Regions from separate parts of the Homo sapiens genome. Here region 2 is linked to region 1. A link is a loop called in an ENCODE intact Hi-C map of the cell type or tissue named here. Cell type or tissue: prostate gland. All regions are shown on one strand. Each heading gives the region's core, and the rest is flanking DNA. Links, peaks and the distances in the headings are about the cores only.

Region 1 (15,149 bases), core at 6,547-11,546:
CCTCAGCCTGGCTCACTCCTCTCCAGTCATACCGGACTTTCTATTCCTTGACTGCCCAAGCTCATTCCAGCCTTTGCACTTCTTATTCCTTCTGCCTGGAGACCCATTCCTTCAGATCGTTGCACGATCTCCTCTTCCTTCTTTAAAACTTGGTTCAGACACCCCTGAAGGTTCAGGAAGCCTTTCCCTGTGCATTCTCTCCAATATATTCCCTAGGTAATGACATTACTTTGTTTAATTTCATTCATAGCATGTATTTCTACCTGCACTTGTTGTTTTACTTGTCTATGGCCTTTCCTCTCCTTTTTTAGAAAATTAGTTCCATGGAATACTATGCAGCCATAAAAAGAACTATATCATGTCCTTTGCAGGAACATGGGTGCAGCTGGAGGCCATTATCTTTAGCAAACTAACACAGAAACAGAAAACCCAATACTGCATATTCTCACTTATAAGTAGAAGCTAAATAATGAAAACACATGGATACACAGAGGGGAACAATAGGGACAGGGGCCTACCAAAGGGTGGAAGTAGGAGGAGGGAGAGAAATAGAAAAAATAACTATTGGGTACAAGGCTTAGTACCTGGGGGATGAAATAATATGTTCAACAAACCCTTGTGGCAAGAGTTTACCAATATAACAAACCTACACATGTACCCCTGAACCTAAAATAAAAGTTGTTTTTTTTAAAAGAAAAAAAAAAGCTAATAAATCCCTTCTTTAGAAAAAAGAAAATTAGTTCCATGGGCACAGAGTCCCTGTCTGTTTTATGTATATACATACAAACGTGTGTGTGTGTGTGTGTGTGTGTGTGTGTGTGTGTGTGTTAATAGAGACAGGGTCTCACTTTGTTGCCCAGGCTGGTCTCGAACTCCTAGCCTCAAGCAATTCCTCCACCTTGGCCTCCTGTCCCCCTTCTGTTTGGTTTCCTGCTCTACTTCCCAGAATGGTGCATCTGCCCTGCCTACCAACAACAGTGCCTGACTCACAGAATGTGCTCATTATATGCTTGTTGGATGAATGCATACATGAATAAAAGACAGTATGAAATACTTTCATAACAGTCTTAAAATATATATTGAGAAAACATTACTACCATTTAAGAGATGAAGAACTGAAGGCTGAGAGACCCAGAGAGATTAAGTAACTTGATCAAAAGCACATAAATAATACGTGGTGGAGCTGGAATTCAGTTCAGACACAAATGTTCTAACTCTAGTTCCTATCTTTCTTTTTGGCTGCGACCACTTTTTTTTAATTTTCAATCATCTTTGGGTCATAAATTACATACAATAAAATATAACCATTTTAACTGCCTAGCTCAGTAAGTTTTGACAAATATATACACCCATGTGACACCACCAAGATATAAAATGAGATACAGAATATTTCCACCACCCCAAAACTTTCCTTGTTCCCCTTTGCATTCAATCTCTGTCATCCTTGGCACTGGGCAACTCCTGATCTCCTTCTGCTGGTGCTCATATTTTTTGTGTATTACTTGAACAACTTTTCACCCCTAAGGCATATGGCCTCTCTAAGCTTTTGGCTTCTCGTTTGTAATATACAGGTGATAATATCTTCGTCGTAGTTATACATTAGAATAGTTGATGTCTCTAAAGTGCTTAGAATGGTATTCACCATTGTATGAGTCTACTTGGGCTGCTATTACAAAATACCACAGACCGAGTGGCTTCAACAACAGAAATTCATTTTCTCACAGTCCTGGAGGCTGGAAGTCCAGATCAACATGCTGGAAGATTCGATCTGGTGAGGGCTCCCTTTCTGGCTTGTAGACAGCAATCTTCTCCTTATGCACCCACATGGCATTTCCCTCTGCCTGGGCAGAGAGAGCAAACTCTCTGGTATCTTCTCCTCCTCTTACAATGACACCAATGCCATTATATTAGCACCTACCTTTATATCTCATTTGACTCTAATTACCTGCCAAAGTCTCCATCTCGTATCATCACATTGGGGGTAGGGCTTCAAAATAAAAATTCTGGGAGTACGCAGTTCAGTTCATTCAGCTATTATCATCACAAGGTCATGCAACTAGTAAATTGCAGAGCTGAGACTTGCCCCCAGGGCCTTGAGGGTTTGCTCATTCCATTACCCAAAGCTTCCTCCCTGTTTACCGAAGCCATCAGATGATGTACAGAGTGATATGGGAAGATGTGAGATCTTTCTTTGCAGAAGTGGCGACTTTCCGAGTAGACCTGCACTGTAGTTGTCTCATCTCAGTCCTAGAAAGGTTGGCTAGAGCAATCGCAAGGGCAAGGCTTTCAGGTCAGACAGCCCTGGAATGGATCTGTGAAATGGAACTAAAAGCATCAGGGTCCATGAGGTCATGAATGGTAAGAACTTCCCACATGCTTGACCATTAGTGGGAGATTGGCCCATGGTGACTAGCATTGATTTCATATGGGGACCCTCCCAGTAAGGGTCTTCAGGTCACTTGAGCCTCATTTGCTGACTCCAAACTCATCAATCTCCTTCACCCCTCTTCATGCTCTCTACAAGCTATCATTTCTGCAAGACAATTCCAATGAACCTAGATGGACAGAAGTTTCTAACTTATAGGCCTTCACCCAAGAGTCAAAAAACAATATGTTTTTCTTTTGTTTGTTTTGTTTTGAGACAGGGTCTCTTTTGTTCAGGCTGGAGTGCTGTGGTACAATCATAGTTCACTGCAACCTGGACCTCCCAGGCTCAAGTGATCCTCCTGCCTCAGCCTCCCAAGTAGCTGGGACCATGGGCATGCAACATCACACCTGGCTATTTTTTTTTCTTTTTTTTTTTGGGTAGAGACAGGGTCTCACTATAGTGCCCAGACTGGTCCAGAACTCCTGGGCTCAAAGCAGTCCTCCCATCTTGGCCTTCTAAAGTGCTGGGGTTATAGGCATGAGCCATCACACCCAGCTAGCTATGTCTTTTATTGATCTAATTATCCCTAAAAGCACAGACAATATAGCAGAAGTGGAAAGAGCACATCCCTAAAATCCCATTTCTTCTCCCAGGAGATGTGTTTTCCTCAGTAGAACTGAGCTTGACATCCCAGGGAAAACCACATCTTAAAGAGGAATTGTAGGGAGCTGTATTAGTCTCTTTTCTTGCTGCTGATAAAGATATACCCGAGACTGGGAAGAAAGAGAGGTTTAATTGGACTTACAGTTCCACATGGCTGGGGAGGCCTCGGAATCATAGTGGGAGGTGAAAAGCACTTCTTACATGGCAGTGGCAAGAGAAAAATGAGGAAGATGCAAAAGAAAAACCCCTGATAAAATCATCAAATCTCATGAGACTTATTCACTACCACGAAAACAGTATAGGGGAAACCGCCCCCATGATTCAAATTATCTCCCACCAGGTCACTACCACAACATGTGGGAATTATGGGAGTACAATTCAAGATAAGATTAGGGTGGGGACACAGAGCCAAACCATATCAGGAGCAATTGGAATAGAGCTTAGATTTTAATTATTTAATTTAAAAATGCAATGTCTTATGAATAGCCAACCTCAAGGCATTTAAAGAACAAAATGGTGCCCTTTCTAAATAAAAATACTTCTCCAGACATCAGAGAGCTTTTGGGAGACATTTGGTTCTTTTCAAACTAGAACTAAACTAAATGTTTAAAATCTTAATTTAGGGCAGCTGGTCTTATTTGATACTGCCAAGTTGTTCTTTCCTTAAAAGGGTGCTGTGAGGGAAGAAACTGAAGGCTAGAATAAGGTCAGCATGGTTTAAATCCCATGCTATTAAAAAGATGTTCAGCACCATGACAAGGTGCACTCTGACTGGCTGACACCATTCAAATGAATACAGAACTATACCTAATGGCTTTGACCCATGTGGAGGGGTCCCCACCAGTGTGAGGCCCTGGGCTATAATTTAGTCTGCACCAGGTTCTGGGGGTTTTTTTTGTTGTTTTATTTTTTCCTTTATTGTCTTATTGAATCTTCACAACTGGCCTGGAGCAAGTATTTTACAATAAAAAATGGAGCCCCATTTTACAGATGAGGAAAATAAAGGTCAGAAAGCCTAACTTCCTCCTCATTCATATAACTAGTAAGTGATGGAGCTAGGTTTGTGAACCTTGAGCTGTCTGCTTCCAAAGCCATCGAGCTAATTGCAGAGTATCACATTAATAAGAGCAACTATTTGGGGAGCTCTCTCTAGGGGCTGAGGCACTTCAGGATACACTTTAGGTGGGTAGAGAGTCCACATGGTGTTGGAAGATTGTAGGGATGAAGCACTTTGGAAAATGGGTAGGAACTGGAATATGCCATTGAGTGGATCTACTGGGAAGGCTTCACTTCTTAAATGATTTTCTCTTGGATACTGGGGAAAGTCATAGCACATTACTATAAAATGCATCTCACCCCCTACAATGAAATTTCATTTAATTATCCATACCCTTTAGTAGCAGGCACTAGGGAACAGGTGGAAACATGGAAAAATCCACATAGAGCTCACTTAGGGCATGAAAAGAAAAAAATTACATTGAGTGTGTCACATGTGAGAAATAGATACCTGCCAGGTTGATAGAAACAAGCTAAATATATATAGCAGTGACGTGAACTCAGTCAGGATTCTTTGGTTCCAGATGTTAGAAAACCTAATTCAAACTACATTAAACTAAAAAGGAAACTTTAATTCAAGTTAAGTTTTTAATTACTAATGCAGTCACATCTCCCCACTGGAACCAGGGACAGGGAATGCCATCCTATCAAAGGGTGTGTTAGCACCCAGCTGGCAGTAAAGTGGGATCCCAGAGGGATGAGAGAGCCCACAGACTCCAGGAGCACAGCTGACAGGCCACTCGGGAAAGACTGAAACTAATATATGCATCTTCACCATATGCATGGGAAAGAAAGGAGCCTTGAGGAGAAGAAAGGCTGATGATTGAGTTTGACATGTAGCCAGAACTTGCTTTTACCTAAACTTCATTCTTCACTTGAGAATATAAAATAATGAAATCAATTTAGATATGAAAAAACTAGACTGACTCCATTATAACCAACTGTAGAAGTTAACATGAACCGCACACAGTCCACAGAGGCTCCCATACTCCTCAGTCAATAGTTCTCAAGAAGGTCCAACAAAATCGACTCCAGCCCTCAGAGGTTGTCAGGGCTGCACTGAGCTGAATATCAAGGATGGAAAATGGTTGCTTCTCAGGGTAAGCACTAGTGAGGGGCAAGAATGCTGCTGGTGTTGTAAAGAACAGTGAGGAGGCTATCCTGAGTGAGATCATTTAGTTTCCATCTTTGATGATCCTAGCCTTTCTTAGCATTATGTAAAAATGCAGTGGAGACAAAACTTCACTTGAATGATTGTAGATTCAAACAATGACCAGTTGTTGCCTCTTGTCTTTCAATTGTTTTGTACTTTGACTCAAAATCAATTGCCAGGGAGAGGTGTTCTCTCTCCCCCTGGTGACTTTAGGGCCAAGGCACCCTCTGCATTTTGGAAGGAAATGTGCAGCTTCCTTTTTTCCCCACATACTTGCTATTTTTCACCACCATCTTGTTGCAGCTGACTCTGCTACCACCTCTAGCTCCCAAAAAACAAACAAACAAAAATCCCCAATCAATTTACAAAGTGCCATGCAATTCTGCCTCTTACAGAGCTTGGTGGAAGGCATGATATTCCTTGGATCCAAGGAACGCATACCTGGGGCTCCAGAGTTGAGTTCTGTCAGGGTTTCTTCAATCTGATTTCGAGGCAAATGCTATAGGTTTATGGTCTTCCTCCCAGGCTGCTACTCCTTGTACCGTAGCAAAGTAAAGAGGGGTAATAATGTACTGTACATTGGTGGCTGATGTCCACTTCTAACCCATCCAGAACAATACATGGGCTCCCTCTTATGTATTGTTCAGAGGCAGGGCCCCTGTTTCTATCTTTGACAGCTACATCTTTGAGGAACAGCAAATTGCAGTAGAAACACACACACACACACACACACACACACACACACACACATACATATCAGAAGAACTAGATGTTAGTTCTGATTTCTTTGGAAACTTTACCTGGGATCTTGGACAAGTCACTTTATCTCTTTGAGCCTTAGTTTCCACATCTTGAAATGAATGGGTTGAAGTAGAAGACTCGATAAGATCCTTTCCAGCTTGAGTAATGTTAGATTGATGTAAATTTCCACATGACAGATGGGATTGAATTCTCCAACGCCCTAGACGGTTGGGAAAGAAATTACTATTAGAACCAGAGAGAGATAGTAGGTAGATGTTAAAAAAAAATTCTAAAACACTGGCTGGGCACAGTGACTCACACCTGTCATTCCAGCACTTTGGGAGGCCAAGGCAGGTAGATCTCTTGAGGCCAGGAGTTCGAGACCAGCCTGGGCAACATGGTGAAACCCTGGCTCTACTAAAATTACAAAAATTAGCTGGATGTGGTAGCGCGCACCTGTAATCCCAGCTACTCAAAAGGCGGAGGCAGAAGAATCGCTTGAACCCAGGAGGCGGAGGTTGAAGTTGTAACCGGCAGAAGGTGTCCAGGTACTCGGCATCTCTAACAAAGAATTGGACAAAATGCACAAGGATTTATTGAGAACGAAAGTACATTCCACTGAGTGGGAGTGGCCCAAGTATAGGGGCTCAAGACCCCCGGTTACAGAACTTGTTGGAGTTTCAACACTTTAGAGGCTTCCCATTGGTTACTTGGCTGTAACCAAGAATGAAGTAAAGTTACAGAGTCATTTATTCAGAAGGCACCCTATTGTAAATGGAGAGGATATTACTTGGTGTGTGTGGTCTATGTAAATGGAGAGGATGAAGTGAAGTTACAAAGCCATTCATATTCCTGTCATTGCTGAAGTGCTTTCAGTTTGATTTAGTTCAGAAAGTCACCACGGGTTGGCTGGCCTTAAGTTCCCTGCCTCCAGGCCTTTTTCTCCTGCCTCACAATGAGCCACAATCAGGGCACTGCACTCCAGCCTGGGTGAACCAGGAAAACCTTGTCTCAAAAAATAAATAAATATGGCCAGGCACGGTGGCACACACCTGTCATCCCAGCAGTTTGGGAGGCCGAGGTGGGTGGATCACCTGAGGTCAGGATTTTGAGACCAGTCTGGCCAACATGGCGAAACCCCGTCTCTACTAAAAAAATTACAAAAATCAGCTGAACGTGGTGGCATACGCTTGTAATCCCAGCTGCTTGGGAGGCTGAGGCAGGAGAATTGCTTGAACTCGGGAGGTGGAGGTTGCAGTGAGCAGAGATTGCATCACTGCCCTCCAGCCTGGGCAACAGAGTGAGACTACATCTCAAAAAACAAAACAAAAAACAAAAAACCCAAAAAGCAAAAAATAAAATAAATAAAAATAAAATAAAACACCTACCACGAAAATATAGAATCCCAGAATTTGTCCTCCCACCCGACTCTAAGGGAGTAGTGAAAACTGTGAGCCTAAACATTTTGTTTGTTCTCAGATGTCTGGTCCCCACTGTGGGGTGTTGGAGCCAGCTTGGACTGGCTTGTGAGAGGTGATCGTGTGTTATCTCCTCCCACTCCCTGCTCAGTGACTTCACGGGAGAGCTTGAAATGAGTGGAAGTGGGAGCTTTTATACCACTAAGGCCAGCAAGTGTTACAAATCGGGGCTTATTGTTCCCCATGGAGAGCTGCTTCACCAGCAAAGCACAGCTCCCAATCCATGATTCACTGTGATGGGGAATTGTATGTGTCAAGCTGACCACGGGGCACCCAGAGAGCTGGTTAGACATTACTTCTAGTTGTGTCTGGGAGGATGTTCCTGGAAGAGACTTGCCTTTGGCTTGGTGGACTCATAAAGCAGATGGCACTCCCCAGCATGGCTGGGCGTCGTCCAATCCACAGAGGGCCTGAATAGAACAAAAAGGCAGAGGAAGAAGGAATCTGCTCTCTACCTGGCTGCTGAAGCTGGCGGGTGGGTCACCTCCTTCCCTCAGTGCTCCTGGTTCTCAGACCTTCAGACCTGGACTTGAATCTACACCACTAGGTCTCTAGCTCTCAGGCCTTTGAGCTATGCCACTGACTTTCCTGGGTCTCTACTTGCAGAAGGCAGATTGTGGGACCTCTTAGCCTTCATAATTGCATGGGTCAATACTTCACAGTAAAGCTCTACATACTACATACACATATAAATACATAGAAATAGGCCAGGCATGGTGGCTCATGCCTGTAATCTCAATTGTTGGGAGGGCAAGGCAGGAGGATGGCTTGAGCTCAGGAGTTTGAGACCAGCCTGGACAACACAGGGAGACCTCCGTCTCTACAAAAAAATAAAAAAATTAGCTGGGCATGATGGCACGTGCCTGTGGTCCCAGCTACTTGGGAGGCTGAAGTGGAAGGATCACTTGAGCCTGGGAGGTCGAGGCTGCAGTGAGCTGTGGTGGTACCACTGCCCTCCAGCCTGGGCAACAGAGTGAGACCCTCTCTCAAAAAAATAAAAAATCAATATAAATGTATGTGTATATATGCACACATATGTGTGTGTGTATATATAAAATAGATACTATTGGTTCTGTTTCTCTGGAGAACCCTAATATGTTCATAAATACCACTTTGTCATATATATCTCCTAATGGAACTCATACTATAAAGTTAAGAAAAATAACAATCTGCCTATTTGTAAGTCTCCTTCTACCAAACATAATTTAAATAAATCCCAAAACAAAAAATCAAGGGGAAAAAAGGCAAATAATAACCTAAGTTCATGGCCTAATTCTGAGTCAACTCATGTTTCTCCAAAACTCTGGCCAACAGCTGTTTTCGCCTGGGATCGCTTCTCCATAAATAAGGCTTCACCTTAGACCCAAGTCACTGCCTCAGGCTCACTAGAGCTTCACCGGCCACAAGTTCCATTGGATTCTCTTTGCCTCTCCCTCTAATTTCAACATTTAGACTGAGAATCATGGCTCTCTTCCACCACAAAGCTTATCTGATGCTTCGTTCTCTGGGTAAACAGATTTCCAGCTGAGGCTGCCAGCAGCCCTGAGCACCAGCCAAGTTCTACAGAAAAATTAAGAGTTTGGGGTTCTTTCTCCATGTTCTCAGCTCCAGGCTGGCCATGAACTACCTCTACTCCCCACAGCCCACCAGGCTCCCCGCCACTCCTGCCATGCACCTGGCCTTGCCGGCCCACCTTCCCTGCTAAGCCCTGTGCCCACCTTGCACCTGGCTGCCCTGTTTGGAGCCAGGGTACTGTTGGTGCCCATCCTCTGAACGGCCTCTGGGCTCCTGTCAGACCCTGCATCCCTCAAACTGCTCAAGTGGGAAAGCTGAGTTACTGTAACCAGTGGCAGATTTGGGGGGGAAGGATTAGCATCAAAAAATGTTGAGGGGCGCTCTTCCTGACCCAGAATTTGCCAGTTAAAGGCCAAATCTGAAAAAAAAAAAAAAAAAAAAAAAAAAAAAAAACCAACTCTGCTAAGTACCCCTCATACTAAAGAGAGAAATCCACAGTTGAGCCGCATGAATTGGGGTCAGGCACTGCTGCACGGTTATCGAGGAAGTGCTTCCTACCGGGCAGATGGCCCGACAGGCAGGTGCCCAAATGGGAACCCAACTGGGAAATGGAAATGCTGGTCTCCCTTTCTTGCTCCTCAACCTTCCCCACTTGGCCTCTGCAAAGGGAGAAGAGAAGGCACCCCTCTTCACCTCTGTAGACAGTCTGCCACTGTAAACACTGCTGACCACACAGTTGACCACAACTACCATTTTCTCCCTTTTCATGTCTCTTCTGATGCAAAAAGATGGAGGGGGGCCAGGCACGGTGGCTCACACCTGCAATCCCAGTACTTTGGGAGACCGAGGTGGGCGGATCATGAGGTCAGGAGATTGAGACCAGCCTGGCCAACATGGTGAAACCCCATCTCCACTAAATATACAGAAATTAGCTGGGCTTGGTGGGGCATGCCTGTAATCCCAGCTACTCAGGAGACTGAGGCAGGAGAATCACTTGAATCCAGGAGGCGGAGGTTGCAGTGAGCAAAGATCGCGCCACTGCATTCCAGCCTGGCGACAGAGTGAGACTCCATCTCAAAAACAAAACAAAACAAAACAAAAAGATTGAGGGGAAGGTGGATCAATGGTATTTTGTATCAAAGCCTTAGCATTGAGGGCTTTCCTTAGCAACACTTTATAGAAGGTGGGGTACTTACTTAGAGCCCTTTAACTCTGGACATCAGCTGAAATTGTGGGAGACCAGAAATATCCCACAAACACCTTGTACACACAGTAACCTGAGGCCACTGGTGGGCTGAATTATGGGTTTTTTTGTTTGTTTGTTTGTTTGTTTTTTGAGACGGAGTTTGATTCTTGTTGTCCAGACTGGAGTGCAAGGGTGCAATCTCACCTCACTGCAACCTCCGCCTCCTGGGTTCAAGTGATTCTCCTGCCTCAGCCTCCCGAGTAGCCGGGATTACAGGCATGCACCACGAAGTCCAGTTAATTTTTGTATTTTCAGCAGAGACAGGGTTTTACCATGTTGGCCAGGCTGGTCTTGAACTCCTGACCTCAGGTGATCTGCCTGCCTCCGCCTCCCAAAGTACTGGGAGCCACCACACCCGGCCAAGCTGGGATACTTCTAAGAGTGGAAAAGGGGCATCATCATCAAATTATGCTGAGACCATAGTGATGAAGAGGACTGTCTCAGGCAAACCAAGACATAAGGCCATTCTGTCTCCTACATCTTGAGCTATGGTGCGGTCACCTGCATGTCACGGGGGTCATTGTCACCACCATGCTGCCTTAGCAGCTCCAAGGCCCCCTACTACAGAAGCAGGGCTGGTGTCTGGCAATATCATGTCATGTTCAGAATCACCTCCGTGGGCGTTACAGCAGTGTCAATTTGCCAAAAACTTTCTAGATGTTTACCTTCGATTTCCGTGTTTGTCTCTTGGCAGAGACAACACTTTGAGCAGTGTGGAAGGCTGCCCATGTCGTAGATTTGAGGAGATTTTTATGTAAAAGAGAGACAAAATCTCCCCTTAGCTGAGATTGTAACTGGGAGAAGAGCCACACGAGCAGAGATCTGCCCTGGGCTCCTGGGAGGGAAGCAACTGGAAGGAGACAGAAGGTCACTTTCAGAATCATAAGAGAAGAACGAATGGTCACAGACACAAAAACAGAGCCAATGTTTAGTGAAATGAGATATGCAGGGGGCATGGATGTAACAAATGGAAACCAGCCAGGTGTGGTGGCTCATGCCTGTAATCCCAGCACTTTGGGAGGCTGAGGTAGGTGGATCACTTGAGGTCAGGAGTTTGAGACCAGCCTGGTCAACATGGTGAAACCCCCGTCTCTGCTAAAAATACAAAAATCAGTTGGATGCGGTGTTGGGCACCTATAATCCCAGTTACTGGAGAGGCTGAGGCATGAGAGTCGCTTGAACCTGGGAGGCAGAGGTTGCAGTGACCTGAGATCGCGCCACTGCATTCCAGCCTGGGCAACAGAGCAAGACTTCGTCTCAAAACAAACAAACGTAAACTGCTCAGATGTCAAAGGGAGAAAGCTCTGTACTGGGAGCGTGCTGTTTGGCGGATGTAAGATCTGTAGAGGTTTGTACTTCTCAACACCCCCATCACTGCCCAAAAGGGGACTGCCTTCACATGGGGTGGCTCACTCTATAAAATGGTTCCTTTAAAGATGTTTGTCTCCTGCTGCACATTTTTTTTTAATGTGGCTTTATTCTATGTAAGAAAGGATCTATAATGTGAATACCTCGAAGTCCCCTGGAGATGTTCTTTAATGGAAATAACATATGCTTCTCTTCCACGAATCTCCCAGAATGGAAAATTCTGTGGAAGTCCATGAATTGCACCCACTTTCCTAATAATTCCCAGAAGAGGATTTTGGTCTGCCTTCAGCCCTCCCCTGCGGCTCCACCCGGGGAGCTCAGTGACACTCTCGCAGGTGGCTCTGGCTCTCTGGTGCATGTCACCCCCTGCTGTCACCAGGCCCTCTCCTTTTTCACACAGGGAGGGTGTGAGGTGGAATGATGCTCTACTTCTTTACTTTCTGTCTCCTCCATGTCCCTTCCTTGCTCCGTCCTACCCCGTCCATCGCATGGGCACAGTGATCCCTGACATCATGCAACATGAAGGAAGCCTTGGAAACTGAGGGGCTGGGTCCTGAGGGGGCTCCTGCCTGAGGTCCAGCCATGGGCCTTCCAGGGTACAGCCAGGCATGGGTGGCCCAGACTCAGACATAAGAATGAAGGCAGACTAGACCTGGGATCAGCCAGGATGTAAGGGTGTAAAGGAAGGAAGGAGAGAGAAAATAAGGAAGCAATTGTTCCCTGGAGCCCATCTAAGTGGACACTGCACATTCTGGAAGGCTCTATGGTGGGGACGTAATGAAGTGCCTTGCACTGTCCTCTGAGCTCTAAGGGCCCCTGACCAGTCCTTCCTCTTCCTCACAGGAGCTCAGCTGCTCAGTCACAGCAACCAGCCCAAACTGTAGTGAACCCTAAAACAGCAACGTTCTGCCCTTCCCCCATTCATTTTGTAAGAGGAGAGACACTGCTAGCAATGAGCCAGGCACCCGAGAGAGGTGACAGATGACGCAGACATGGGCGCTGCTCCAGGATGGTCCCAGGTCTCTCAGTAACCCAGCCCCAACTCTCTGCATCTCTTTTCTTTCCATTGATGACGATACCTGGGCATGAGAGATTGCCCTAGGGACATGAGAACTGCTCAAAAGAGAGAACAAAGACATCCTGGCCAGACGTAGCAACTGAAATAGGAATCCCATTCGCTGCACTCATTTTCTTCCCAGGTGGCTGAATTATCTCTCCGGATTCTGGTTTCTGTCTTGTATCCTCAATGGTCTTTAGCATGTGTAAGCATTTATAGATGGCTCCTGGGCCTGGGTGAGGTACACCTGAGCTGCCTGAGCTGAGACACCATCACTGATGGGTTGTGGTGGCCCTTGCCTTTCTTGTCTACTACCACGTGCAACTGGGTTTGCAAAATGTGCGGTGTCTCCTTGGCAAGCTCCGCTAGTGGTTCTCAACCATGGCAGTGCCTTGAAGCTCCCTGGGTGATTCTAAGAGAAGATGGGCCAGTCTCATTCACTAATCTCTCTTCCTTCTTCCTTCCTCATTTTCCAAGTTCAAAACCCAAATATCAGGCAAATAAAAACAAGAGTCCTCCATGCTCACCATGCAACCAAAGGGCTAAGGTCACAAAACACGGTGGGCTAGAATTTGCCTCAAGAACATCCTTGGATTCTCCGTGGTTCCTACTTTGTAAGGTGAATGCTACACCTGGGGGCTCTGATAAAATGTACCTTGGCTATATGTTCCTCTCTTCCTTCCCTTCTCTCCCTTCTTTCTTTTTAAAATTAAGGTAGAGTTGACAAATAAAAATTGTATATATTAAAAATTAGCTGGGTGTGGTGGCACGTGCCCGTAGTCCCAGCTACTTGGGAGGCTGAGGCAGAAAAATTGCATGAACCCGGGAGGTGGAGGTTGCAGTGAGCCGAGATTGCGCCACTGCACTCCAGCCTGGCAACAGGGTGAGACTCTGTCTCAAAAAAAAAAAAAAAAAAATTGTATACGTTTACAGTGACCCTAGCTACTTCTAAAGACCTGCTATCCCAAAGGAGCATCAGCAACTGAGAGGGAGATAAGAAGAGATACAGGAAAAGGAGAGAAAACTTAGGGGAGAAAATGAGATAAGAGAGAGAGTTAGGATGAAGTCACAGTCCACTTCCCTGATTATCTCCAAATGTTGTCACCAGGCAACTCGGCTGATGAGGTGCGGAAAAGACTGTTAGTTGGCACCCAACAGACCTTCCCTTCTCCCATGTATTGTATCTATTTATTCATTTATTTATTTATTTTGGAGACAAAGTCTCACTCTGTGGCCCAGGCTGAAGTGCTGTGGCACGATCTCAGCTCACTGCAACCTCAGCCTCCTGGATTCAAGCAATTCTCCTGCCTCAGCCTCCTGAATAGCTGGGACTGCAGGTGCATGCCACCACATCCGGCTAATTTTTGTATTTTTAGTAGAGACGGAGTTTCACCGTGTTGGCCAGGCTGGTCTCAAACTTCTGACCTCGAGTGATCTGCCCACTTCAGCCTCAAAAAGAGCTGAGAATACAGGCGTGAATCGCTACACCCAGCCCCTTCTTTCATGTATTTTTACAACCCCTTAAGTTTCAGCTCTCTAGCTGTAGATTACAATTGCCAGCCTTCCTTGTACCTAGTTGTGACCACATGCTAAGTTCTGTCCAATGGGATGAGTGCAAGTGATGCCTGTGGTTCTGGCTAGATGCTTAAATGGGAGCTGTTTGTCCATCACTTATTTTCCCTTCTCACTGGCTGGGGGTGATGGTGTTGAGCTCTTCTTGACCATGCAGGTAGACAGAGCATCATTAATGGGATGGCGGAACAACACAATAGGAAAAACCTAGGTCCTCAAAAGACTTCCTGAAAGGGAGCTGCCCTATCTTTCTGGACTCCTTAGCAGTTGGATTTTCACATAAAAGAAGAATAAACTTCTACCTTATTCAAGACACTGTTATTTTCACTTCTAGGAAGAAAAAAGCAGCCAAGTCAATGCCCTAACATCCACCAGCTCTGAAAACAGTTGTGTGGGCTGAGTACAGTGACTCACACTTATAATCCCAGCACTTTGGGAAGCCAAGGTGGGAGGATCGCTTGAGCTAAGGAGTTGGAGGCTGTGGTGAGCTATGATCGCACCACTGCACTCCAGCCTGGGCAACAGAGCAAGACCCTGTCTCAAATAAATAAATTGCTATGGTTTGGATCTGTGTCTGCACCCAAATCTCATGTCGAATTGTAATCCCCAGTGCTGGGGATGGGGACTGGTGGAAGGTGATTGGATCGTGGGGGTAGTTTCTCATGAATGGTTTAGCATTATCCCCTTGGTGCCTTTCTCATGATAGTGAGTGCTCGTGAGATCTGGTTTAAAAGTTTGTAGCACCTGCCTGCTCTCTCTCTTGTTCCTGCTCTTGCCATGTAAAATGCCTGCTCCCACTTTGCCTTCCGCCATGATTGTAAGTTTCCTGAGGCCTCCCCAGAAGCAGAAGCTGCCATGCTTCCCGTATAGCCTGCAGAACCGTGAGCCAATGAAACTTCTTTTAAGTTACCCAGTCTCAGTTATTTCTTTAT
Region 2 (15,149 bases), core at 4,764-9,763, 78 kb after region 1:
AAAAGGAAAATTGAACCAAATTTTCCCAAGTGTAGTACTTTTTCAGTTATTTTTGCAGTAAAGCCTTCTGATGGCCAATGGCATCCACTGTAAATGACACCCCTCAAGGCAGACTGGAATGAACACAAGGAAACTTCAACAAATATGCCCTGGGCCCACCCCATCCAGGGCCCCAACAACGGCCTCCAGGGACTTCCTTGCTGCGGAGCTCCTCCCACCAGCAACTGCCCAGCAGATGACACAGTTGACAGGTGGCGCCTCCCGCTCCCAGCCTGAGTCCTCAAATCAGAAGCTGAAAAGTATGTTTGAAGAAGTGCTTTTCAAAGTAGGGGGATTCACACAGTCAAAGATTTTATTCTGGGGTCCAGAAGCTATCACCTGGTCCAACCCCTTGTTTAAGAGACAGGGAAAGTGAGTCCCAGGGAGCTGAAGAAGAGACCTGGGCATCTGTCCAGAGCTCTGGTCTAGAAAAAAACAAAGGCTACTTCAAGCCAATTCTATACACACACACATAGTTATTATTATTATTATTATTTTTGAGATGGAGTCTCCCTCTGTTACCCAGGCTGGAGTGCAATGGCGTGATCTCGGCTCACTGCAACCTCTGCCTCCTAGGTTCAAGTGATTTTCCTGCCTCAGCCTCCCGAGTAGCTGGGCTAATTTTTGTATTTTTAGTAGAGATGGGGTTTCACCGTGTTGGCCAGGCTGGTCTCGAACTCCTGACCTCAAGTGACCTGCCCGCCTCAGCCTCCCAAAGTGCTGGGATTACAGGTGTGAGCCACACCCACCCTTGGCCAATTCTACAGATACTGACAGGGCACTGGTGTTGTGTGAAATGCTGATCATGGAGCAGTGAGTAAGACAGACCCAGGTCTTGCCCCTCAGGGTTCCATAGTCCAGCCTTATTTAAATGGGACAGTGGAACATTTACTTTTCTACAATAGAGAAACCACTTCTAGTGAATGTGTCCTATAAACGTTAATAACCACATCTACCATGTACGGAGCTGTCACCGTGCCAGGCACTGGGCTATGTAATTTACATATATTATTGTCTTATTTAATGCATAGTTCTAAGTTTTTCAATCTTCAATTTCCAGATGAGGAATTAAATGCATGAAAGATTAGGCTACTTGCTTACATCTAAGGGACAGCACAGAATTTTAGTCTCTTTGTCCAACTCCAGAGCCAGGTCATATTAACCTTTAGGACCTCCATCCAGATGTGCCACTGCAAAGATGGGGAAACACCACACCTGCATGTTCTCTTTCAGAACCTGCCTCTGCAGTCAGACGGTCATGATTTTTCTGTATCATACTTTTAGAAACAGAGCCAGAGACGAGGCCACGTGACCTGCCAAAGAAATGAAGAGCAGGCCGGGGGCGGGGACTCACGCCTGTAATCCCAGCACTTTGGGAGGCCACGGTGGACGGATCATGAGGTCAGTAGTTCAAGACCAGCCTGGCCAACATGGTGAAACCCCATCTCTACTAAAAATACAAAAAATTGGCCAGGCGTGGTGGCACACAGCTGTAATCTCAGCTACTCGGGAGGCTGAGGCAGGAGAATTGCTTGAACCCAGGAGGCGGAGGTTACAGTGAGCTGAGATTGTGCCACTGCACTCCAGCCTGGGTGACAGAGCAAGACTCTGTCTCAAAAAAAAGAAAGAAATGAAGAACAGCCCAGAAGTCTTGCAGTTCCAAAATCAATGCGGAATGTTCTACCCAGTCTGCATTTCTGAAGACAGATGGGAGGAGAATGGCCAGGATAATGATGGCCCTGTCTGTGGAGAAAGGGCCTGGAGAAAACTGAGACTGCATTTATACTGAGAAAATCCCAACAGGACGGAGAAGCCTTTTTCAGCGCTATGCTCCCATGCAAAGCTGCAAGAAGATACAAAGGCAAAAGAGTTCCCTCTGGCGAGACCTTGCAGGGCTCTGTGAGGCTGGCCAGGGGACAGGAGTGCCTCGCTGATGGGGAGAAATTGGAAAATAAAGTTAATAGATATAAGTGAATTTTCTAAACACCTGTGAAAGTGCTGACACTTATTTTAAAATATTTTATGAAAAAATATTTGAACATAGCAGTTCACACTGATAACTGAATAATCATTAGTTAATGGCAACCCAGAACTCTCTGTTTTAATCCAACTGGGAGAAAAGGCCATGAAGGAGAATAGAAGTGATTTTTTCAAGGAAAAAGGGCGACTTTTTCCTTGTGTGGCAAGTCTTCCTCAGCCAGGAAGTCAGAGGAAAGGAGACACAGGTGCAGAGCCTAGCTCCATCAGGAACTGTGTGAGTGACACTGGGGAAATGAGTCACCCACTCTGAGTCCAGTTTATTCAGTGAATGGGGATAACAACACCCACTTTATATAAATATTGGAACATATGTCATGTATTCCATGTCCTAATATGTATGACACATAAAACACACATAGATATACAGACAGGTGATGGATAGATATAGATAGATGATAGGTTGATAGAGATAGATGACAGATAATGATAATGAAGATAGATATAGATATGAAGATAGACAGATGAGATGGATAAATAGGTAGATAGATAGATGGATGGAAGGATGGATGAATGGATAGACAGATAGATAACAGAAAGATGAATGGATTGGTGAATGGATGGATGGGTGGATGGAAGGATGAATGGATAAACAAATAGAAGATGGATAGATGGATGAATGGATGGATGGATGAATGGATAGATAGATGACGGATAGATAGATGAATGGATGGATGGATGAATGGAAGGATGGGTTGATGAATGAGATGGACAGATGGATGGATAGATAGATAGATAGATAGATAGATAGATAGATAGATAAGATAGATAGATAGATAGATAGATAGATAGATAGATAGATAGATAGATAGATAGATACACACACAGACAGAAATATGGATGGATGGACGGACAGATGGATGGATGGATGGATGGATGGATGGATGGATGGATACTAGAGATGTAACATCTGAAAGTTCCAGTGACATAGTGATCATTAAATGCTGCTTCCCACACCCTTATCCCCCTCTTCTCCTTTTCATCCCAACTCCATCTCCTCCTTCTCAGGTTCCTCCAGCTGAAAGATGCTGAAGTGAGAGGGCAGCCACACAGCATCAGGAAGAGCAATGTTGAGGTGGAGAGAGGAGCAGATGAGCCCTGAGGACTCACCCCAATGTCCCACACTCTACCCATGAAAATGATGCAACATACTTTAAAATTTTGGGCAACAACTCAGAACCACCCACTAACAACCATACACCCTGACATAACCTTCTAAGCTGCTGCAGAAGGGACAGAGGGAGACGCTGCCTCTGGTCATTATTCTGAGCGCTGTATTATGAACATGATGACAGAATGCACTCAACCTGCTTTAGAAGTTTGATCTTTGTGTGCCAGTATTTCTGAACACTTAGCCAAGGATGGATGGCTCAATTCTAGAACAGCTCAAGCTTTCCTGAGAACGCCTGCTCAAAGGCATATTTGTTAAGGAGTATTTTTTATGCAGTTAGGCCAAGGTGCCATAAAAATGACCGAAGCAACAAATCTCCATGTATATTACACACTAGGCAAGCTTCAAGGCCAACCCAGGCCCAATGGGGGTCTGAAAAACACGAGCAAAATCAATCAACTCTGGGCATTGCTCCTTAGGATGTCAGAGTGTGCCCACATGTAGCGACCACTGGGTGGCCACTGTTTGTCCTCTGCCTTGGCACTCGGTCAGTATTTAACATATGTTTATTGAATGAATGTCTGCATCCTGTAGGAAGAAATCTGAATTGTATTCATCTTACTCTGTATAATATGACAGACTTTAAGAAATAATAAAATAAAGCAAAGCTTTTAAAAGCTGATAAATCTTTTGTACTTATTTGCAAGGCCAACTTAGTAACCAAAACAGGTTTTAGCATATTATTTGGATTTATAGCATTTAATGGCCAATGAGACCTGAATCGTTATAAAAACGTAATCCAATGATTTCAGTAACCGTATATTTGATTGTGTGCGTTTCCAGAGCTTTCTCCTTGCAAACTTAGAAGAGAGCAGGCCAGGGAAACTAGGAATGGTTCACATATTAAACCATGCAGAGGGTGACTCCGGCAAAGTACTGGTGATGAAAATGCAAGGGGGATAAATGCCTGCTGCACCCTCTGAGGTTTAGACAATGCCTTGAAAACTGAGAAGGAGTAAGCAGATTAGGAAAAGATTTAGGGGAAAAAGGAAAGGGAATACCAGAGAGGAAAAGGGAAACCCACTCCTTAGAAAGTTGATGCACGACTGAAATTGAACACTGGCGGGGAGGAGGGGAGGGAGAACAAAACACATCCCCAAGCATGACTAGTGAGCAGCAAAATCCACATTTTGATTCCTGCATTAGCCAGATGGACACCACCTCGAGAAAGCCCGGAGCATGTGTGCAGAGTACCAAGCCTCCTCCTAAAGGGCCAAATACATCTGCAGGAAGTTGGGAAAAAACCACTTTCAGAGCAGCTCATGGCTAACAGTGAAACTGAGCGCACACCTGGGACAAAGCAGAGGAGTTAGTTCTCACGAGGGGTGGATTTTACACCAAAGCATGAGGGGTGCAGACACCCAACCTGGAGGCGATTAGCACCAAGCGCTAACCGATGATGCGGAACCCATGGAGAATTTCCAAGTTAGATTTCTGCAGCTTGACTTTGCTTACTTGGTGGTTAGGTTCTTCCTTCCTCCCTCCTTCCCTCCCTAGCTTCCTTCCTTCTCTCCTTCTTTTTCTCCCTCTTTCCCTCCCTCCCTCCTAGTTTGGATGGGTAAGCAGTTACGCATCTGCATAGGCTGACAATGGCCCCAGGGCAATGTCGTGCTCCCTCCACCCCATTGGCTGAGGCCTTTCACTGCACTTTCGGCGTGTCCTCTTTGCTGACTCCCAACAATGCACTTCTGAGATGGACTAGAAAACAAGCCCTTGGAACGTGGACGGCAAGGAGACCAAAAGCGGGAAGGTGGCACCGTGCACCACATTACATGGTGTTGCGTCGAGTCGTGGGCTTCTGATCAACTCTTCCAAGGATCCTCCCACCCGTGTCCTCCAGGGTTTCCCTGACTTGCTGGTGTACGATGGAATCCCTCCCCTCCTGGCCTCCATCTCTACTCTCTTCGTCACAAATGGGGCCTGAAGCCACCCGCTTGCTATTGTGCCACCCACCGTGGAGCTGGGCATTTTCCCCCTGTGCATGTTCCTTGGTTCTTTTCACCATCTATGCCCTGCTCCTGTCCTGCTGAGTGCTGCTGCTGTGCACCTCCAATACATATATAAAACCATAATAAAGAGCCCCTGATTCTTCTGTGTGCACAGTGTCCTGCTAGGGGAATGAAAAATCCTGATAATTCAGAGACTATATTTTCCCCATCCCCAAGTTTGAGATATTAAAAGTTCAAAGCTCGATCAACTCCTTCAAACTCTATTTTAAACACTATGTTTCTAATTGAATGGCATCTCTTTTCTCATACACAAACAGCACATTTTATCTTTAGATAATTGAGTCTTGAGAGGATAAACCATCAGTCTCTCTAGGCAGATATTGAAGACAGAGCTCTTCCCGCAGCCTGGACTAGCTCTCTCCTGGCAGATTCTCACCCATCTTTCCAAACCCAGATCGCTGTAACCTATCCTGGGAAGGCTTCCTCAGGCCAGGGCAGAGTCCCAGCTCTGTTCTAGGAGCTGCCCCACCACCTCCCTCCCATTTCAGGCAGCTGGTAAGACTAGATTGTAATTTATCTGTTTAATGTCTGTCACCTCCAGCAGACAGTAAGTGCCTCCTAGGCCAGGCCGGTGATACATCCATCTCTGCATCCCCATCACACTGCCTGACACATGTTAGGCTCGATAAAAGTGAGTTAAGTGAATGGATGTCAGTCCCCTGCCTTCCATTCTTCAGGCCAAATATCCCAAAGCCTTTAGCTGCTATATAAACTATGGCTTCTAGGAGATGGGGTTAAGATGAAAATAAGAGCACAGGAAGTAAAATGTTTCTCCATCTGGCCTGAAGCCACGCCATTCAGGGCACAAAAGTGACGGCTGTGAGCCACTACCTTCTGACCTCTCGCTCTGTGGTGCCCTCTCTACCTCATGGCCTTTGAAGGCAAAGCCACAGAAGTTGGTGCATTCCACACGGCCTGAGGTCACCGGCAGGGAGTTGCTCCCCTCACCATCTAAAAGCCCGATTTCCCTCAACTGCTCTGCTTGTGAAGTTTCCCCCCTCACTGTTGTGTACCTCCTGTACCTGCTCTCTGACACCAGAGTATTTTGAGGGGTTAGAGGTAGTAAACCAATTGTCACAGACAATGCCTCAAGTCCCTTGCCTCAGCTTAACAAAGCTGAAATATGGCCCAAATTCTGCCTGCAACTAAAGCTGCAGGGACTCACAACCCACAGGTGGCATTTAGCATCCCCAGGATGGACTCGGCAGAGAATGTGATGGGGAGACGAGGTCCTTTCTGAAAACCCTTGGAAAGCAGCCAAACCGAAATGCAATCCATGAACTAAAATGAGTCAACTGGAAATCATAACAAACAATCGATGCCTGCTGTAATCAAACTACGATGCTGGAGTGATAATGGGAAATGGTGGGTGGCTGGTGGCTGGTCTTTAAAGCAGAAGAAAGGAGGGTTCATAAGAACTGGTCAGTAGGGGCTGGGCACTGTGGCTCATACCTGTAATGCCAGCACTTTGGGAGGATCACTTGAGGTCAGGAGTTCAAGATTAGCCTGGGCAACATAGTGAGACCCCGTCTCTAAAAAAAAAAAGTTTGTTGTGTTTTGTTTTGTTTTTAATTAGCTGGGCATAGTGGCACACTCCTATGGTCCCAGCTACTTGGAAGCTGAGGTGGGAAGATGACTTGAGCCCAGGAGGTCAAGGCTGCATTGAACTATGATTGCACCACTGCACTCCAGCCTGGGTGACAAAGCAAGACCCTGTCTCTAAACAAAAAAAAAAAAAAAGGAACTGGTCAGCTGTGCTACCCAGCCAAGAGAAAGAGCTGCTCAGCGGAATCATCCTTCTATGGAGAAGGTGGCCTGGAGACCAGCACAGGCTTCGTGAATATATCTAAGGCCACCCGCCTCCACTGCTCTGATACCCTGTTCCAAAAGAAAGAAAACTTCTGCTTTTCATTTGGTTTCTCACGGAGCATTTCCTATAGGGGAGAGAACATGTTTGTTTGCTGACATGCATATCCAATTACCTTGTGAGGCACAAACTGCATTATGATTTAGTAAGTGGACAGTCCAGTCTTTTTTTTTCTCCTCTGAGTCTAGTTACTGTGAATCAATTCACAAAGATGTCTGAACAAGATGAATAAACAGATCAAACTAAGTTTCCAAATTTCTAAAGCCAAAATCCAGACCATGGGCCCACAGTGGCCTGAATGAGGCACCGTGCCCCACCTCACAAAGCTCATGAATATAAGCAGGCGACTGTTGCCCGCTGGCCACATCAGTGAACAGTCCCTATTAAAGTCAGCACTCCTCATGCTGATAGGAATAACAGCCATCACGACCCCCCGGGGCTTGGGGCTCGGTGACCACGCTGCATTCTCTCTGGGGGATGCCTGGGCTCAAATTCTCCTTAGAACATATGTATTCCATCAAGAGCCAGCTGTCAATTGCTCAAAGGGATGGGAACTGCCTTGGCGAGGCTCATCTCTTGTTTCAGAACATGGATATAAGCATGCAGATTAGGCCTTCCCTGTTCCATTCTTCCAAAGCTAATTCAGCTGCATGCACAGGCAAATCGACATTTATGTGAGTAAATTTTAAAAAGTGAGCAATGTAGAGGCTCACTAAAGAAAGTGGAGTACCATCAGCGTTTTGCCTAGAGTTTCTTCTAGGCAGAGAGGTCTGAGGTCTCCCCACCCATGGCCAAGTTCAGCCCACCCGTCCAGCCTGCTCTTGTGCCTCTGACGTGCCTGTTCCAATTTGGGAGTGGGAATCTCTTTAGGATCCTTCTCAGCTGTTAGCCCACATTCAGTGTCTCCTCACAATACGCAGCATACTTGAGCATAATTTAGGCAAATGATCGTTAAATAATCATTTAAAAAATGAGTATCCTTCAAGTTCTGAGAAGAAAGGCGGGCCGCATGTTATCACAGAATCAAGATTGATCTGTGAGATGCTGAGGTTCATCTTGACTGAGAAAATTTGTGCCTTGGACCTTATGCTATCTTGGCTGAGCCAAGCCCGTCACACTGGACACCAACACGCTTATCACAAAGCGCAACCCACGCCGTCCTCAGCCCTTCCTGGCAGCATAAGCTATTTGAGCAAAGATGTTTTTTGCAAGTCCTAATCCCCAAAGCAAGATTCCTGGCAGGATAAGAACTCATCACATGGGTTTTTAAAAATGAGTGTCCTTGGTAGGAAAAAATACTTCTCCTTCCAAATGATGAATAGTAGATAAATGGAGACCAAAAGAGGGCCAATTTATCAAGGGCGCACACCAGCAAAAGGAGGAATGTTTATATGGCGTGCAAGAGGAGAAAACTCGGTGCCACGGCTTGTCACGGCCACTTTGGCTGCAGTCTGATATCTCAGCGTGACAGGTTTATCAAACAAAAATAAAAAATAAGAGTGCTATGCTCCAAAACACTGCAGGGGCTGACCTCTTTTCCATTACAGTGGCTGGGAAGAATGAGGCGCTCCGTGACTTCCGTGTGGGGAGGTGGCCTCCCTGGCATGCTGCCTGTTGCTCATGGACCGCTCAGTGGCCTTGTGCATAAGTCTTTAGGTGGGAATGGGAGACCAGGCACGGTGGACCCACAGGAAGGAGAAAGAGTCTGAGAATGAGACAAACGAGTTCTGATGTCTAACGCTGCTTAAATCCAGTGCCCACCTCTGACATCGACACAAACCCAGGCTACAGAACAGTCAGAGGATAGCTTCATGAGCCCTCACACAGGCCATGGCACCCTGCTCTGGTCCTTGCCTCCCTCCCCTGTCCTGTCTGATGCTCTTATCTCTCTGCTTATCCAACCTTCTAGACCCGCCTTGATGGTGCTTTTCCCTGTCCTCAATGACCACTGCATTCTGTGACCTACTATAGCTGTGCATGGGCCTCCCTGTACATCAGACCCCCAGCCTCAAACTTATCATTCTTAGTGTCAACAACCAGCATTTATTGATTACCTTCTCTATTCCAGGCACCGTGCAAAGGGTGAAACATGGAAAGATGATACAGACTCGATGCCTCTCAACAGAGTACCAACCATCTGTATGGTGAGAAAAGATGAATTCATAAGGAGATTAATCTACTGATAATAAAGTTGAGGCTGGTGGTACTCCAAGTGCAGTCGTGTTATATGGTCAATCATACCCAGGATTTGACCTATCACCCATAGGAGTCTGAACATCTTACAGAATACAACTGAGATGCCAAGGGTCCATTCATTTTCTGCTTGGGACTCACAGAGTTCTGGAAGGCACTAGGGAAAACAGAAGCCCAGGCTGCCATCTTGAAGTCTGACAGTGTCATGAAATTGATGTGGGACTAGTCTCTGGGGCAAAGCTAGTGTGACCAGGAAACCATCAAGTAGAAACTTACCAAATTTATACTCAAAGGAATACGGCATGTCTTTGCTTAATACTACATTTGAACCCTGGCAAATGTTGCAGTGCATACGGAAATCATAAGGGTTTGGGTGCACCACTTGTCAAATCATACTCAGAAGTACGTGCCAGGATCTCTATCCTGGACCTTTCCTGAATTCCACACGTGCATACACTACTCAGTGGGTATCTTCCAAGGGTCTCAAGCTTAATGTATCCAAAACCAAATTATTGATCTCACCCCCCTTCCTAAATCACCAAATTATTGATCTCACCCACCCTTCTAAATTGGCTCCTCTACCATTCCTCTCTCTTTTTTCTTAACCATCGACACAGTTATTTAAGCCAACTCCTTGGATTGAGACTTGAAGACTACCTCTCCTTCATCCTCCACATCCAAAATATATCTGAGATCTCTTCACCACTCTGCCCATAATCACTGCCTCCCCAGGAGAAGCGCCTCTCACTGTTCCTCTGCCCAGAGCTTCCCACTCATTCTCCACCTTCCACATTTTCCTTCCAACGCTTTCTTCAGAGTGGCTGGGATAATACTCGAACGTAAATCAGATCAGATCACAACACTGTTCAAAACCCTCCCTACTGCTCTTGGGTTAAAATCCAAACTTTCTAATCAGTCTCTCTTTGTTCTGGCACTAGGTTACTTCTTGCATGTCGCTTTCTGATGTATTGTCTTGATACTATCTAGCCATGCTGGCCCTCTTTCCAACATCTTCCTACCTACAGTCCATGGTAAACGTGGTTAGTTGCCTACTGCCAACACGTTTCCTGCCTCCTTCTTCACTAGAAGAACTGTGCTTTCACTCAAGGCTTCTCCCCACTGTCAACTGCTCCACTTGGCCAACCATGATGATCCTGTTTGCTTTGCCAGTGACTGGATTAGAAAAGATACCAGAGAGCTTGCTCTTCTGTACTTTCTCTACAGCATGTGAGGACACAGCAAGAAGGTGGCTGTCTGCAAGTCAGGAAAAGAGCCCTCACCAGGAAACGAATTGGTTGATACCTTGATCTTGGACTTCCAGCCTCCAGACCGTAAGAAATAAATATCTGTTGTTTAAACCACATGGCATTTTGTTGTAGCAGCCTGATCTGACTAAGACATCATTGCTTAGTTTTAAACTGCTTATCCCAGTCATTCTAAGAAACATCTGGCAGCATCTGTCAACAAGTACCTAACCAGAGCTGTACCAATGCCCCACCCCAAGGCTGTAACTTCAGGGAAATAATTATACAAACAAACCCAAAGGGAGTCCACAGACATTCGTGCAGACCATAGTCATGGTTCAAGGTCCAGATAGACATAAAGGAACAAATAACCAGAAGGCCAGAAAAAGGGCTACTTTCCCCAGCCCCAGGGAAGGTTTCTCTAGATGACTGATACCAGCTTCAGTTCTTTGCAGGAAGAGGCCTGGCCTAGCATTTATTTCCTTAAGCCTTCCATAGTCAAGCTGGATGAGGCAGGACCTCTGATAAGATTTCTAATTGAGGACTTAGAGAGCCAGGGTGAGTAACACAGGGCTCCTGTCCAGTGTCTGCTTACCCAGGACAATGACCACACCCCCCGAGAAAATGGTATGCAAAATTGTGTGCGTGCGTGTGTGTGTGTGTGTGTGTGTGCGCGCACACATGTGATTTTATTAGGGGATAGGATCCATGACCTTCATTAGATTCTCAAAAGGATGTGAAACACACCTCAAAAGGATAAAACTGCAAAAGGTGATCAATGTCTTTTGAAAGGGAAAGCATTCTGTAAGTGCAATATGTTAGTTTTAAAGCTCAGGTGAATCTGCCCTTTACCAATTTCCATAAACGAGAGTCCTTTAGGCCAAGTATATGGCAATGGATGAAATTCTCCTGTGATAACGACAAGAATCTACAGGCACTGTTACCTAAATCCACACTAAACTACAAATGCAGCCCAGCTGAACGCTGGAGAAAGGCCATCTGCTTCTCAGATACTGCACCAAAACCAATGTGGTGGTGGTGTAGTGGGGGAATGTTTCCAGCATTCCTGGAGGAGAAGAGGATGCCACACACTGCCAGAACTTTCTCCAATCACCATCCCCTGCAGTCTTTTATTGTGTGCAGGGGGCTCTTTCTGCAAGGAAATGTTTCTCCTTGGGGGTGATGAAATGGGGAAATTCATTTCCTAGCAATTGCAGAAACAAGTTGGCCTAAGCCTACCCTAAAAGTATGTTCCATAATAAGCATTTGAAAGTATAACTTGTAAAAGAAATTGTAATTTAAAAATAACTTTACAGTAGACTTAAGCAAAACAAATAAGAAACAAAACTGATGATCCTGAAATAACTGCAACAAGCCTATGGCCTAGAATTGCATTTCCTGGGTTATGGAGATAAGACGTCTCAGAAGAAATGAGAAATCTAAAGGCGAAATTGAGATTTTCATTGCATTTTTTTCTCATTATGATTTCTTTGGGAGATGTACTATTTCCAAGTGGTTTGTATCCACCAAAAAGCCAAAGTGGCACATGAAAAGAGGCTTAATTAGCTATTACAAAAATGCAAATTGAAAACCCCAATGAGATACCACTTCACACCCATTAGAGGGCTATTATTGAAAAAAAGGAAAATGGCAACTGTTGGTTTAGATGTGGAGAAACTGGAACCCTTGTGTTTGCTGCTGGGAATGTAAATTGGTGGTGCTGCTGCTACAGAAAACTGCATGGTGGCTACTCAGAAATTCAAGGTAGAACTACCACATGGCCCAGCAATTCCACTTCTAGATAGAAACCCCAAAGAAGTGAAGGCAGGGATTTAAACAGATATTTCTACACTTGTGTTCACAGCAGCATTACTCAAAAGGTGGAAACAACCCAAATGTCTATCGACGGACCAAGGGGATAAACAAAACATGGTCTATCCACACAACGGAATATACTCAGTTTTTAAAATGAAAGGAAATTCTGACCCATGCTACACCATGGATGGGCCTTGAAGATGTTTTGCTAAGTAAAATATGCCTGACATCAAAGGATGGATACTGTGTGATTCCACTTATATGAGGTCCCCAGAAGAGTCAAGTTCATAGAGACAGAAAAGAGTACAGAGGTTTCCAGGGGCTAGGGGAGAAGGGAAAAGGAGTTTTTATGTAAGGGGTAGAGTTTCAGTTTGGGGTGATGGAAAAGTTCTAGAAGTGAATAGTAATGGTGGTTGTGCAACACTGTGAATGGACTTAATGCCACTGAACTGTACCCTTAAACATGGCCCTGAACTGCACCCTTAAACTGTACCCTTAAAAATGGTAAATTTTGTTTCATGTATATTTCACCAAACAAAAAAAGGCCGGTAGAGGAAGAACCCAAGGCAGCAGGCAGTACTTACAAGATGTAGGCAATCACTCCGATGGACCAGCAGTCAACGGCTTTGCTGTAAGGTTTCTGGGCGAGGACTTCAGGAGCTGCAGAAAGACAAAGAAAAGACACAGCCTGACAATTTACATGCCTCGGACTGAAGACAGTTTTTGGGGTCTGCTATTTGGCCTGAACTTTCAGTGAGTATAAAAACTGAGTAGAGAGACATAACCCATTTTATGTGTTGGCTTTTTTTTTTTAAAGGAAGGAAGATAGGGTCTTGCTCTGTTGCCCAGGCTGGGGTACAGTGGCACAATCATGGCTCACTGCAGTCTTGACCTCCTGGGCTCAAGCAAACCTCCCACCTCAGCCTCCTAAGTAATTGGGACCACAGGTGCATGCCACCATGCCTGGCTAATTTTTATTTTCTTTTTTTTTAAGAGATGAAGTCTCGTGATATTGCCCAGCCTGGTCTTGAACTTCTGGCCTCAAGCAATCCTCCCCCATCAGCCTCCCAAAATGCTGGGATTATAGGTATGAGTCACTGCACTCAACAGGCATTTTTAACTAGAAAGAAATATGAAGACGCTACAGTATATAAAGAATGTAAATTAAAAAAAATGAAGGGGTGTGTGGGTGAGTGTGTGTGTGCGTGTGTGTGTGTGAGATGTGAGATTACTGATGGAACTCTGTCAGTCAACAAACACATAATACATGGCTATTTTATGGCAGTGCCGTACTAAGCACTGTAACACAAATCAGGCTGACATAAAAAGAAATACTCATTTTGAGGTCTGGAGTCTGTGACGTCACCTCAAGTCAGCTCAAGGCAACATTTCTGGCCTCTGTTTAGGGCCTTCTGGGTGCTGTGGGGTCACAAAGGTGAAGCCCCTCCCTGGGCCCTCCTGGAGGTGACAGTGCAGTGGAGCTCAGAGCTAAGGCCTACCCTCTGAAATTCCTGCTTCAGGCCTGCCCCTAATTCCTTCTCTAAGGTTTGGGGAGGGTGTCAGCATGCTCATTGCATTTTCCCATCTCATCTGTGAAACAGAAAAACTGCAATTCAACCTTGCATTCTTGGTTCTAAAGCACTCTTCATCAAGAGTCATCCATGCTGGGGGCTTGGGCTTGCTCTGTATTCCCTGTTCCTGGCCTTGTGGCTTGTTCTATACTGATTCTCTTTTACTGGCCTTGGGGCTTGTTCTATACTGATCCTGACTCCCTGTTCCTGGCCTGTGGCCATCGCCCAGCATTGGCTACCCACCCACTCTGGCGACCAGCAGCGTCTGGCATAGCTGGCACTCACTATATGTTAGTGCAAAGTGTAGAAAAATACAAGAAGAGGCAGTGAATCTGAGTAAAATCTCCTTTGCCCCCAAACATATCTGATGGCAGTGTCTTTAGCACAGACTTTCCAGAAAATTTTTAAGGATAGAGACAAATAGCTAGAGCTGACAAAGTACTTGTTGGATTCTGAGTTAGGTCTTCTTTTATGATGTATTCACTCACTCACCCCAACAATCCTTGACAGGAAGTGCTGGTAGCATGGTCACTATTATTCCCAAATTACAGGGGAGGACACAGAGGTATGAGAGGTCAGGTAAGTTGGCCAACGTTACCCAGTGGGAATGTGGCGTCTACACGAACTTCCTTTCAGAAGAGACTTCATTTATATTGTCTGCCATGAACTGGGTCCTGAGTGAGTCATTCATAAATGTTTTCTGCTACAATCCTTTGAACTCTGACAACTACCATGAAGTGCACCTGATAGGTGAGAAAAATGAGCCTCAGAGAAGTTAAGTAACTTGTCCCACATCACACAGCTAGATAGGAAAGAGCTGAGATTTGAAACCAGGTCAATCTGATCCTTGTTGCAGCTCTTTTCACTCAAACGTACTGTTTGCTAAGGTGAGAGCGTCTTCAGTCTAGGTTTACATGGGTGTCCAATCTTTTGGTTTCCCTGGGCCACAGTGGAAGAAGAAGAATTGTCTTGGGCCTCACATAAAATACACTAATACTAATAGTAGCTGATGAGCTAAAAAACAAAAATCGCCAAAAAAATCTCATAATGTTTTAAGAAAATTTACGAATTTGTGTTGGGTCACACTCACAGCTGTCCTCCGGGGGTTGGACACACTTGGAAAGGAAAAGTTCTTTTGCAGAAAAATGAAAAGGGAAATCCTCTCTTTCATCCTATTGACAGTAAATATATTCCTGAGCAAGA

What was found. Peaks named below come from ENCODE experiments on the same cell type or tissue, not always from the same donor. Only the 100,000 strongest peaks of a DNase experiment are listed, where the experiment ranks them.
Region 2: a loop joins it to region 1, with 2.2 times the contacts of the local background. A loop is called at or near these places in 1 of 110 quality-filtered maps.

Annotation. Positions count from the first base shown.
Region 1 is chr10:12,869,096-12,884,244 of GRCh38, reverse strand. No RefSeq gene overlaps it. Among named protein-coding and RNA genes, the nearest start is that of CCDC3, 130 kb to the left of the region's middle. In prostate gland, for the core only: no CTCF peak of the experiment used is centred there; DNase peaks (open chromatin) are centred at 8,924, 10,864 and 11,405; H3K27ac peaks cover 2,168 bases.
Region 2 is chr10:12,789,044-12,804,192 of GRCh38, reverse strand. CAMK1D (calcium/calmodulin dependent protein kinase ID) reads right to left here. Exons shown (of 11, transcript NM_153498.4): 6 at 12,960-13,035. Among named protein-coding and RNA genes, the nearest start is that of MIR548Q, 71 kb to the right of the region's middle. RefSeq lists enhancers at 1-215, 216-716, 7,290-7,791. In prostate gland, for the core only: no CTCF peak of the experiment used is centred there; no DNase peak of the experiment used is centred there.